Linked DNA regions of Mus musculus: region 1 is linked to region 2. Evidence: chromatin contacts called from ENCODE POLR2A ChIA-PET data. All regions are on one chromosome and are shown on one strand. Each heading gives the region's core, a stretch centred on a gene start or an enhancer-like site at or near the end of the contact. The rest is flanking DNA. Distances are from core to core; before and after follow the strand shown. Region 1 holds the start of Fut10 (fucosyltransferase 10). Region 2 holds the start of Rnf122 (ring finger protein 122).

Region 1 (6,507 bases), core at 2,527-5,026, 76 kb after region 2:
ACATATGAAGCTAGAGACACGAGCTCCCGGGGGTACTGGTTAGTTCATATTGTTGTTCCACCTATAGGGTTGCAGATCCCTTTAGCTCCTTGGGTACTTTCTCTGGCTCCTCCATTGGGGACCCTGTGATCCATCCAATAGCTGACTGTGAGCATCCACTTCTGTGTTTGCTAGGCCCCGGCATAGTCTCACAAGAGACAGCTGTATCAGGGTCCTTTCAGCAAAATCTTGCTAGTGTATGCAATGGTGTCAGCGTTTGGAGGCTGATTATGGGATGGATCCCCGGATATGGCAGTCTCTAGATGGTCCATCCTTTCATCTCAGCTCCAAACTTTGTCTCTGTAACTCCTTCCATGGGTGTTTTGTTCCCAATTCTAAGAAGGGGCAATGTGTCCACACTTTGGTTTTCGTTCTTCTTGAGTTTCATGTGTTTCACAAATTGTATCTTATATCTTGGGTATTCTAAGTATCTGGGCTAATATCCACTTATCAGTGAGTACATATCATGTGAGCTCTTTTGTGATTGGGATACCTCACTCAGGATGATGCCCTCCAGGTCCATCCATTTGCCTAGGAATTTCATAAACTCATACTTTTTAATAGCTGAGTAGTATTCCATTGTGTAAATGTACCACATTTTCTGTATCCATTCCAAGGCAACTCTTATAAGGACAACATTTAATTGGGGCTGGCTTACAAGTTCAGAGATTTAGTCCATTATCTTCAAGGCAGGAACATGGCAGCATCCAGGCAGGCATGATGCTGGAGGAGCCAAGAGTTCTACATCTTCATCTGAAGGCTGCTAGCAGAATACTGACTTCCTGGCAGTTAGGATGATAGCCTTACAGCCCACACCCACAGTGACACACCTACTCCAACAGGGCTATACCTTCTAATCATGCCACTCTCTGAGCCAAGCATATACAAACCATTCCATAACAACAACAAAAAAAATCCAGTGAGTTCAGTTTGTTTTGGCCATCTACTGCAAGCATGGGTCTGCCATTGTGTGGTTAGTAAATAACCCAGGAAAATAGTATGAATTATGCTGATCCCTGTCTAGCTTCAAATGAATGAGACTCAAACTATGATTTATTTATTAGGCTCTGTGCAATTACTGGGGGATGACCGACCCCTCATCTATTTTCTAATGCTAGTTTGGCTACTTCCCCAACTGTGCTCCCCAAATACTTGCTGTCTGAATCTTCCTGGGTGATTCCTGCTCCAGCAGCCTGGTGTCCCGGGAGGCATTTCACTAGGGGCCTTAGTACTGCTCCATCATGGATAGTGGAGATTCATTCTCTCTCTCTCCTCTCTTTCTCTCTTCAGCACTTAATTTCAGTCCCTATAAACCCAAGCTGGGTGCATTTTTTACTATGTGAAATGTAAAACAAAAGAAACACAACACAACACAACACTGTGAGGCTCCTGTCTCTGCAGCCTCTTCATTTTAAACCTCATTGGACAGAAGCGGGGTACATACCTCCCCCGACAAAATTCTCTATCTAGATTTGTGATGTATTACCTTGGGCATGCCAAGCTGCTGTGGAGTAGGGACGACATGCTTATCATCTTCTGGCTTTTTGTTTAACTGAAAAGACCTGCCATGTACAAAGGGTCTTCTAACCTCACCCCTGGCTCTTTTCCTGGCTGGAGATCCTGGAGAACAGATTAGGTTTATTTATAGTCTGACACATTTTGGAACTTGTTTTTTCCCCTAGTTTTAATAAGTTCTATCTGCCTGCACCCCCCCCCCCAAGGCTAAAGGATACCATTGGGTGCAGTTACAGTTCGGTCTCAGATCTAGCGGGTATAAAAGTTCAGTGTACAGGAAGTTGCTAGAGGGGAGAGTTTTAGTGCATACTTCATAACGGCATGAAGCCTCATGAATATTCTACAGCCTGTTACAACAGTTTTCTCTCTTTTTGTCCTAGTATGCTTTCTGATGTTCTGATAAAACAACAAGAGCAAAAACAACTTGGGGAGGAGAGGTTTTTATCACCTTACAGTTGATAGTCCATTAGAAGAGAAGTTAGGGCAGGAACTTGAGACAGGACCTAAAGGAAAAGCCATGAGAGAACTCTGCTTCCTGGCTTCCTCTTCTGGCTACCTTTCTGGTACTTCCCAGGACTAACTTCTTAGACATGGTGTGTGGCACATCCCACAGTATACTGGGCCTTTCCAAATCAGTCTTTAGCCAAGAAAATGTCGCCCCGGCCCATACTTGTTTACAGGTCAATATGATGGAGACATCTTCTTAGTTAAGGTTCACCCTTCCAATTGAATCTAGTTTGTGCCAAGTTGGCCAACAAACAAACAAACAAAACCAACCAGTATACTTTCAAAAGTAGTTTAGAAGTGTCCCTCTGTGTAGCCCAGGCTAGCCTCGAACTCATTAGCCTTCTATCTCACTCTACTTGAGTGCTGGGATTGTAGGCATGCCTCAAAACAACCGGGTCCAACTTCTTATTACTTTAATAATAATAATAATAATAATAATAATAATAATAATAATAATAAAACCCCTTCAAATTTGAGATTCCTGTTAGAGTAAAGCACATTCTTTAGGCCTGGGTACGGGAACTGCTTAGCACAATGCCTGTGGATTTAATACTCAGCACTATAGACAGCAAATATTATAAGGTCATTTCTCAGCTGCACAAATTTTGTTTTCCTAAGGATCAGTCACACACTTTCTGACTGTCCACCTTTCAGCCTCAGGAACGACCGATGAGTCTGTATTGAGAGAGCTTACAGTAACTAATTTGGGTAAATAAATGCAGTATTACTGTTGTTCTTTTCTCCAGCCATTGTGCACCACATTGTCCCAAGGTCAGGTCAGTGTCACAGTGCCACAGTGGCTTTGTCCAAAAAAAAAAAAAAAAAAAAAAGCAAGCAAACAAACAAAAACCAATAACCAATAATTCCACTCCCCCAAAGAAACCAAGACAGCTCACTTCAAGCCAGGCAGTGCATTCCTTTAATCCCAGCACTACTCAGGAGACTGAGATAGAAGGATAAAGAGTTGAGGACCAGCCTGGGCTACATAGTGAGATACTATATAAAATAAAGGCAAGGGCATTCTGAGTTGGAGGCCAGCTACAGAGAGGGCTTCAGAACAGCCAGGGCTACATTGTCATGAAACCCTGTCTCAAGAAACTGTCTCAAAACTCCCAACTCAACCAACCAACCAAATAAAAAATTGAAATCAATCTCAGATGCTGTTTTTCTCCACTTAGCCGTGGCTAACATACCTGTTATGATCTGAATATGTACACTGATAGTATTTGGAACTGGGTGCCCCTACATTTGCATGAGAGGTCGAATCTCATTAGTGAGGTCTGACTTAGTCACCAAGGTATCCCAGCCCCATGGTCACCGGGAAGTTGCAGCAGACAAGCCAGTCTAAGACACTGAGACCAAAGCAATCCCCTGCTGGGAGCCTTGGTTTAACAAAATTGGGAATTGACTTTGTGCTTCATTCCTCCTGGCTCGTGAGCGTAGTCTCCTATGACTTAAAAGGACATCAGTACCCTTCCTTTCAAGAGGGGCTCTTATAGAGTACTTTCCAGAATTTCCAGGACCTGATGCGTTCCTGAGCCAATAGCCGGGAGAGGTACCAATAAGGGGCTGTCCAAAGTGTTTTGAAGCCGGGACCGCTAGCTTTTAAACACCGCATCCACGAAAACGTGGATCTAGGATCTCGCAGGCTGACTTCGGCGGGATGATCCGGGAGCTGCGCCTGCCATTCCATCGAGTCTTCTCCGGGTCTTCGCAAGAGCTCAGGCGCGTAAATAGAAAGTGAGGACTCTGGGGAGTGGGTAGAGCGTCCCGCATCCCCCCGAGGATTGTTGGAGGATTGTTGAGGTACAGTGCTGGGGACTTGTTTTGCTGCCCTGATGCCTAAGGTGAGTCTCCTGCTGCCGGTGGAGACTGGGGCGCTGTGCAGAAGCGGAGTGTAAGACGAGACACTTTGCTGGGCCCTGGCGGAGCATCTGACTCCGCTGGGAGGAGGTGGGGGTGGGATCCTAGAAACCCTAAGCACGGCTTTCTGGAACCAGAAACTGGGGCGCAAGCCTATCTGGCCGCTGAGAGCACAGCAGGGAGCACGTGGTCCCGGAGCCCTGGGCTCGTGGAACCGGGAGGAGCGCGGTACCCCGAGGGTCTGATTTAGCGCAGAGCTGGGGCAGCAACTCTGCTTCCTTCCCAAGGCCCCAGGCAAAAGTCTCAAGGCCCTGCTGTGCTGAGAATTGCGGCTCGCACCTGGGTGCTGCTCCCTTGAAACACTTGTTGATTGAACTTGTGCCCAGCGAGTAGCAGTTTTGACTTTCCTGAGGTGGATACATTGTGCATTTAGTAGATACTTTGGAAGAGACTCCGGAAGAACGGGTTTTGATTATCCACACACAAGTCTTAGGCTTTTTGCACCCAATTAGGATACTCAAAATACGACTCATTTCGTATTACAAGATACAGATATTGTGATTTTAAAATGACATTTGATTGGGATTTTCCAGGATTCATTAACTGATAGGACATCTTACAGAAAATGTCTTTTTCTTAACATAACAGCTCTAATAGATTACCTCCTAAGCACTGATATGATGCCCTGAAACAGCGCTTAGAATAATTGATGAAGACTGACTTGTTTTGTGCAGTGCATCCAACTCGGATAGGTTCAATTTGGAATAAGGCTAGCTGATGCTCAGGACCGTAATGCCTTCAAATTCAGCCTTCCTTCCTTCAGATGAGATGCACCACTTCTCGCACGGGCTTGCTGAAGAGATTATACTACAAACTAGAATCTTGCTTCCCTTTGCTCCATGATACTCTCAGATGGCGTTCTTTTCAGGTAGGGCCTGACTTGGTTTCTGCATCGAATAATCAACCCCATTGTTGAACACTGAGTGTTCCAGCTAGCAACAAACGGAATACTCAGTTTCAGGGTTAGAGCTGCCTCTCAAATGCTTTCCAAGATGTCTGTAGTGCTCCACTGCTGTTAGGTCTCAAACCTGTGATAAAGGACTAACAGAGGTCCCTATTAACATATCAAAGTGTAGCTTGGCAGTCATGTTCTCCCAGCATCTCTCAGTCCCTACAAGTTACAGGGTCCTCCTGGCTGGCATACCCAGCCTTCTACCCTAAACTTCTCCGGTGAGCAGTCCTTCCCTCCGTTGCTCTGCCCTATATAACTCTGTCATTTTGGCTATGACAGCGCCCCCCCCACCATTTTTGGCTCTTGGTCTCCTGGCCCTCCCTTTTCTTGCTTCCCCACCCCCTCCCGTGGCCTGCCTCAGTCTACTGGTCATATCCACTCTGGACTCTCTCAGCTGTCCCTGCCTTGGGCTATGCTCTCCCTCATATCTACTGTGCACACTATCACCTCTCCAGTAAACCTTCTCCTCCACCATACTTCTTCCTGTCTGTCTCTCTGTCTCTCTGTCTTTCTCTCCTTCCTTTCTCTCTCTCTCTCTCTCTCTCTCTCTCTTTCTTTCTTTCTTTCTTTCTTTTCTTTCTTTCTTTCTTTCTTTCTTTCTTTCTTTCTTTCTTTCTTTCTTTCTTTCTTTCCTTCCTTCCTTCTTTCTTCCGTTCTCTCGTTCTTTCTTATTCAATGGCCTGTATTTCTAGCGCTCATTCTGGAAACCAAGGCAAGAGAAGGTGATTTAGAGGCCAGCTTAGGCTATGTAGCCAGACCCTGCCTTAGAAAAGAAAAAAGCAGCAAAATAGAAAACAGAAACCTGTCTTTTGCTTCTAAGCCAAAGGCAATGCATCAAATGACCAAAAAGGTGTGTCAAAATTCTGAGGTTGTAATAACTCATCTGCTGGCTTCCTGCTAGATGGCAGTGTCTAACAGTGAACCAGAGCCTCCATTGGTACTGCGTTACTGCTCATCCTGCATTCTTCAAGGACAAAAATAAAGCAGCTTTCATGTGTTTTTCTTATAAACAGCATTCAGAAAACCCTTCCTTAGGATCATACTTAGGAAATAACGGAAAAGATGATAATTTGGCCAATGTTACTCATGTATATATAAATCTGGCATAGCACAAAAACCTTCCCAGACTATATTTAAGTGCTTTTATATGTAGGTGGGATTGTCCCAAGAAACACAGCATTTTACTCTCATCATTCTACACCAGACACCCTCTCCGATGAGTTCATGTTTGTACACTTGGTCCCTAGCTGGTGGCGCTGTGTGGGGAAGTTGTAGAACCTCTAGGATGTGGGGCCTGGGTGATGGAAGTAGGCCCCCAGGAAGAGACCATGGCAGGAAACTCGAGAAATAGCGTAGGTTCACATCTGTTGTTTCTTTTTCAGTGTTGGGGTTGGAGCTCAGGGCCTTGTATATGGTAGGCAAGCAACCTATCACTGAGCGGCAGCCCCATATTAGTCCTCTTTTAAAGCTGATATTTGGAAACTTTGTGAAGTCATGCACAGACTTCAGTCAGAGCAAGATACTCAGTTTTCCTTCTTGGGACAGGAATGTATCACTAGCTGAGTGGAGAA
Region 2 (6,333 bases), core at 3,195-5,694:
GTGTGTGTGTGTGTGTGTGTGTTGTTTTGTTTTGTTTGCGGGGCTTTTTTTCTGCTGTTTGTTTGTTTGGAAACTGTCTTTCAAAGTACTTCCTGGCTATCCTGGAACTCACTATGTTGACCAGGCTGTCTTTTAAATCTACCATTTCCTTTGCTATGCCAAAGGTCCTTAGTTTGATTTAATCCATAGGTGTGGTTTTGTTGTTGTTGTTTCTTTGATACAGGGTTCCTCTGTATAGCCCTGGCTGTCCTGGAACTCACTCTGTAGACCAAACTGGCCTCGAACTCAGAAATCTGCCTGCCTCTGCCTCCCAAGTGCTGGGGTTAAAGGCATGCACCACCACTGCCCCGCTTGTAGGTGTGTTTTTGCTTCTGTGGCCTTTGGAGTTTTATCTAAAGAAGCACACACAACCCCCCCCCTCAACCCCCCATCCCCCCCGCAATATCTTGAAGTATCTCCCTAGTGTTTTTCAATAGTCAGATTATAGTTCTAGGATTTTTGTTGTGTTGTGGGATTTTTGCTTTGTTTTTCCTGACAGGGTTCCCACCCGGTAGCCCAGGCTCCACACCCAGCTTTGGATTTCAGGCATAATAATTAGGTCTTTGATTCATTTTGAGTTGTTTTGGAGTTTGGTGTTGAGGAGAGCTAGGGACCCGTCCTTCTTCGTACCCAGTTTGCCAACACTGTTTATTGACTGCCTCTTCTCCACGCTTGTTCTTAGCACTTCTGTCAGAAGCCAGTTGGCACATGAGTACAGATCAGTTTCTGAAGGACCAACCTATGAAAATGTCCAAGGCTAAAGTGTTTTCATTGCAAGCCCCCATCTGAGGCCCTGAACTGTTGTCACATTTTCAGGACGGAGGTGAACAACTTGCCTCAGGAGAACTTGCTGGAAGCTTGAAAAAGCATGCATAGACGTATAAATTATAAACCGGACTGAATGGAGGTGGGGGTGGGGTGCATGGCTTTAATCCCATCACTCAGGACACTGAGACAAGCAGATCTCTGAGTTGGGGGCCAGCCTGCTCTACAGAGCGAGTTCTAGGACAGCCAGAGCTACATACAGAAACCCAGTCTGGGAAAAAAAAGAAGGAAAAACTATAAATTATAGATAGAACACATGGTCCTGCGGTAGCACAGTTCTTGTGAGTGCAATGTGGGGTATTCAATGCTCAGCTCTGCCTGCTGTCTATAGGAGCACCTGTAGCTATCCTGCCTTCTCAGTGTTTTCCCAAGGAAGCTCATTTTAGCCTGAAGGGGAATGGGTTGTGAAGGAATTTCTCCCTTCCTGTCACCTTTCCCTTCAAAGGCTTTTGCCTCTTTCACAACAGAATGAAAATAGGATCAACACCTGACCTGGATGGTGAATACAAATTCCCATCTCTCTCTAGGAAAAGCTATGCTCACTTGGAGCTTGTTTTTCTTTTTCTTTTCTTTTTTTTTTAATTATTTATTTATTATATGGAGCTTGTTTTTCAATCAGGATTACTCCCCCCCCCCCTTTGTAGTTTTAGGTCACAGCAAAACAGACAGGAAGCCTCAGAAGATTCCCACATACTTCCTGCCTCAACTCATGCACAGCGTCCGCCATGACCACCCCCACCGAAAAGATGGATGTCTTACAACTGTTTAATTTACACAGACACGGTGGGTCCGCCCCACTCAATCCCAATTCGGGAGGCAGAGGTAGGTGGATCTCTGTGAGTTCAAGGTCAGCCTGGTTTACAGAGCAAGTCCCAGGCTATTCGGAGGTGATGGCAAAAAAAGGAATTGGAAGCCCACCTGGCCTTAAATAGCCCAACACACAAACTTTCGTGCACCAACTCACTTACACACACACACACATACACACACACACACATTCTCTCTCTCTTTCTCTCTCTCTCTCATACACACACACACATGCACACCACACATCCACTCCCTCTCATATATCTAATTTTTCATATACACACACATATGCACACATACTTACACACTTTCTGTTTCTCTTTCGAATACACATGCACACTAACACACACACAGAAAGATTAAAACAAAATCAGTCAAAAAAGAAGACACTGAGATGACTCAGGGAGTATAAGTTTGCTTGCTGCCAAGCCTCACAAACTGAGTTTGAGTCCCAGGACTCAAATGTTGTTCGAAGGAGAGAAGGACGTCCACAACTCTCATGCAGTGGCACGGATGGCATCCCCTCAGTTAAAAACAAAACAGAACATAACAGAACTTTTGTACAAGAAAAGCTGAGAGCTGCCAGGCTGGTGACCAGCACTCAGGGAAGGCAAGCATCCAGAAGACAGGCAGCGGCTGGCTGAAGAGCTATGAACGGTACACAGAGCTGCAAGCACCACAACCCAGGAGAAGTGAAGAGGCAAAGGCAAGAATCAGAAGGATACATGAGAAGAGGAATTCTTGATCAGTATCAAATCAGCATACTAATTTCTCTCCACAGCTGCAGGGTTGGTACAGGGAACAAGGCACATCAGAAGTAGGTGGATCTCTGTGAGTTCAAGGCCAGCCTAGTGTTCTGGAGCACTTTTTCGCCCCCAAGACAGGGTTTCTTTGTGCAGTCCTAGCTGTCCTGGAACTCACTCTGTAGACCTGGCCTCTGGAGCACTTTGGTGGAGCACGCCTTTAATCCCAGCACTTGGGAGGCAGGCGGATTTCTGAGTTTGAGGCCAGCCTGATCTACAGAGTGAGTTCGAGGCCAGCCAGGACTGCACAGAGAAAACCTGTCTCAAAAACTCAAAACCATCCAAACAAACAAACAAACAAAACAATATCTGGGCTTAAGCTCCAGAGTTAGTAAATGTCACATTTCTCCCTGGGGCTCTAAAGTGGAGGGGGTGGGGTTTAGGGGAGGATCCGAGAGGCCTTTAGAAACCCTTTGCAGTGATCCCACTAAGACAGCCAGGCGGTGGTGCCACATACACAACTCTCAAGAGACAGAGGTAGTCAAACCTCTATGTTTGGGGTTAGCCTGGCTACATAGTTAATAACCCCTGTTTCATAACAATAACAACAACACCTAGAAATTTGATCTGTACACGACACTGCCCCCACTAAATTGATGAACTACAGTGAGCCTTCCATATTGTTAAGTTACACAAATATTGGGGGGTGGGGGGTATGCAACTTGATGTTAAGGGAAGTACGGTGTATATGCAAACACCACAATCACCGTCCACAAAGGCCTTCTGGATTTGGAGACTATCCGACCATCCCCAGAGATAAGAAGATTGCATTTGTTCCAGCAGCCCTGAGATGCAGGTCAGGATATTTGATACTTTAACGACTGTGCTTGGAAATGGCAAAACATTCATTCGCATGCATTAGCTCGCTCAGGGGCCAGAGACTCAGTTCCAACAAATCAATAGTGGGATGATAAGTCCTGACAAAGGAAGAGCAGGCCGTTTTGCTTGCTTATTTGTGGGTCTACTCAACACACTGCTTCTGAACGTGGCTGTGGCGCCTTGCACCGGGGTACTTTCAATGATACTCTATGCACTGATGGTAATACTTTCTTTTAAGTGGAAAGATAAACAAAAGCATACATAAACAAGCCTGAGTATGGTGGCACAGGCCTTTCATCCTAGCACCCTGGAGACAGAGGAGGGCAGATCTCTGGAGTTGGAGGTCAGTTAGGACCAAATAGCTTTCCATTAGCAAAATAATAAACATATAAAATAAACTATGCAATGTCATCCAAAATAAATAATACTACATGGAGATTTGAGATCCCCCCCCCCCTTCATCCCCTGTCCATTCAACACCGAAGCAAGACCCCTGTCCCGGCCATTGACAAAGCCAGTTTCCGGGTTTTCGCCACAGTCTAGGAGATTGGAATCCTGGCACGGTATGGCCTTCAGCTTTAGGCCTTATTCTTGTTTGTAAAAGAAGGCTCTGTCCTGAAGTGATGTGAGAACAATAGCCCTTTGAAGATGGAGTTTTGAGTTTCATCTGCTTTGCCCTCTTTGCCTCAGTTCTCTCCTTTCGCGGTGGGTCTGGGAATGCGCTAGCTGCCACGCATAACCAGGTCTAAAGGCGAAGGACAAGTGGAACCAACTCCCAGGACTGCCTTCTACAGAGCTATAGAAATTCGAGACAGACACGGATCTGTAGGCGGAAAACAAAAGTGGCACTAATCCTCGTGTCATTCCACCACCATAGCCCTCCCCGCCCGGGTCCTAGGAGGCGGCGATCTTCGCCCCCTGCAGGCGTCGCCTCTCACGCCGTTCTGCAGGCTAGGGACTCCCCAGGTCTGGCTAGGAGGCGGGGTAGGAATCTACCCAGAAAAAAGCTCCCCTGTCCAGAGGGTAAACTGGCTTGTAAATAATACCCCAGGGCAGGAGAAAGGCTCCCATTGGCCGGAGGGCAGGTGACGAAAAGGGGGCGGGCTCCCGGGAGGGAGCAGTCCTAGGGAGGGGGGTGTGAGCCGTGCGGTGTCAGTTTTCGGAATCCCAGCGCGCACTGCTCAGCGCAGTGGGACCCAAGCCCGGCTTCGTGTCCTGGCTACTGCCTTCTCGGCCGGGCATCCCGGCTCTCTCGGCTGCCCTCCCGGCCCGGGCCCTCGGTAGGGCTTCGCTCCGAAAAGACTTTGCTTCCTCCTCTGCCCTCTTTGTTGCTCTGCAAACCGGCCTCTCTGTAACCCTTGACTCCACTCCTCCGGGAGTTGCATCTCCATCCCGGCGGTCTCAGTGCACAGCCCCTCCAGCTCCAACACCTTGCCTCGGTTTGCTCCCGGAAGCCGACCTTGACTTCATTGATGCACCCATTCCAGTGGTGTAACGGTGAGTCCCTGGACCGGTGGGAGAACAGGGACCGCGCAGGTTCAGGTCCTGAGCCGAGTTTCCCGGTGTCTGGGACGGCCCAGAAGGCGTCCTGGCGCCCTGCTGGGCTCTGCACAGCGCGCAGTTAGAAAGATCCCATTCACTTTGTTGGGAATAAAGGGGGTCTGGAAGCGAGTGGAGGGCCAGGGGCGTGTGAGCCGAGTCTTCCCGGCCTTTGTATGGCGGTCCATCTCTTCTACCCCTTCGCCTGCCTTTGTGCGCTCTCAAACTCTGTTCTTTGTTGTGGTGGTTGGAGAATTAAATCCGCGCTCGGGCTAGGATCTCCTAGAGGGAGCTCAAGTTCCGGTTCTGAAACTTTGCAGGCTATTTTAAATATGTATACAGTGCAGCGTGCGGGACAAGGCGCGGGGTGACTTTCTTTTTCTTTGTTGGTTTTCACTGGCTCCTAGGGGCCAGACGCTGGATTAAAAGAGCGTCGCTTTACTGAATAGATAAAGCCTTGCAGAAAGAAAGCTGGGCCCCCAGCTCAGGGCTGGCCTGGCAAAAGCTTTGCTTTCTGGCAATAAGGCCAGACCCTGGGGTCTGCTTTCAGCCTAGGTGGTGACGGTACCTTCCAGCACAGCCAGCCACCCACCACCAACCGCTTCCCACACCCCACCGCGTGATGATGCTAAATTAGTTCATCTGAGGCTTTGGGGCAGCTCAGGTGTTACAGGTTAGAAAGCGGGTCTGGATTTCCTGTCTAGGCTACCTGTTGGATCTTTCTGAGCCAAGTCTTCGATGTTAATACCACCCACCCTTCCCCCAGAAGTACCCAAAATCTTGATCACTTTTTCTAGGCAAGTTGGCGAGGTGGAAAGAAGCTAACTTTTTTTTTTTTAAGTTTTTTGGTATGGCAGTCTGGTTGCTTGTGAAAAATCCATTCTTAAGTAGACTTCTGCATGATCTTGGACTAATTATTTCAAGAGTCTTTTGTTTTAAAGCAGGGTTTGGGCCGCATGTGTATGAGTAGCCCCCATCCCCCCTCCTTCCTCCTTTTGCTGGTCGGATCTAATTTCCTGAAAATGAACCAAGCTGTGTGTGATAGGCTGGTAATGGAGAGGAGGGGCGGGAATGGGGGGTTGAGGCCTGACGGTGTATCCCAGCATCTGGGAAAGATTCCCTTTGGCTGGAAAGAAGCAGTTCCCAGATCCGCTGGTCTTGGCCAGCCCCGCTCTGACGTCATTCCAGCTTGCAGACTGCCAGCTGAGATGAGACATTCTGGTGTCAGGTCGGAAGACAATGGACCTGGGATTTAGCTAGAGCTAAGCTGTCAGTAACCCGGACCTTTCTGGGCAGCATCCTTTGAAAGAGTTTTATTTTGCCCCACCCCCGCGGTGTTGGAACGCAGAGCTTGCTCCTATTAAACATATTCGATCGATCACTGACCTGCTCAGCACCCTTTATCTTGCACTTATTAAAGTGACTGGCAGATCCTGTGTTATGACTCCAGAGGGGATGGAACCCCACTTTTGCTCCCTTGAAGGACGTCTAGAGACCTCAT

What was found. ChIA-PET counts read pairs that join two places held with the same protein, here RNA polymerase II (POLR2A).
Region 1: POLR2A ChIA-PET joins it to region 2 with 17 read pairs in Patski. The contact joins the promoter of Fut10 here to the promoter of Rnf122 in region 2. POLR2A ChIA-PET finds 5 or more read pairs at or near these places in 3 of 5 experiments (Patski and embryonic stem cell).

What each region holds. Positions count from the first base shown.
Region 1 is chr8:31,183,555-31,190,061 of GRCm38, forward strand. It overlaps Fut10 (fucosyltransferase 10), which reads left to right and starts at 3,777. Exons shown (of 5, transcript NM_001012517.5): 1 at 3,777-3,908.
Region 2 is chr8:31,107,383-31,113,715 of GRCm38, forward strand. Rnf122 (ring finger protein 122) reads left to right here and starts at 4,445. Exons shown (of 6, transcript NM_001368375.1): 1 at 4,445-4,790. The coding sequence starts at 4,766. Gm40484 (a long non-coding RNA gene) reads left to right here. Exons shown (of 2, transcript XR_870300.1): 2 at 1,509-1,843.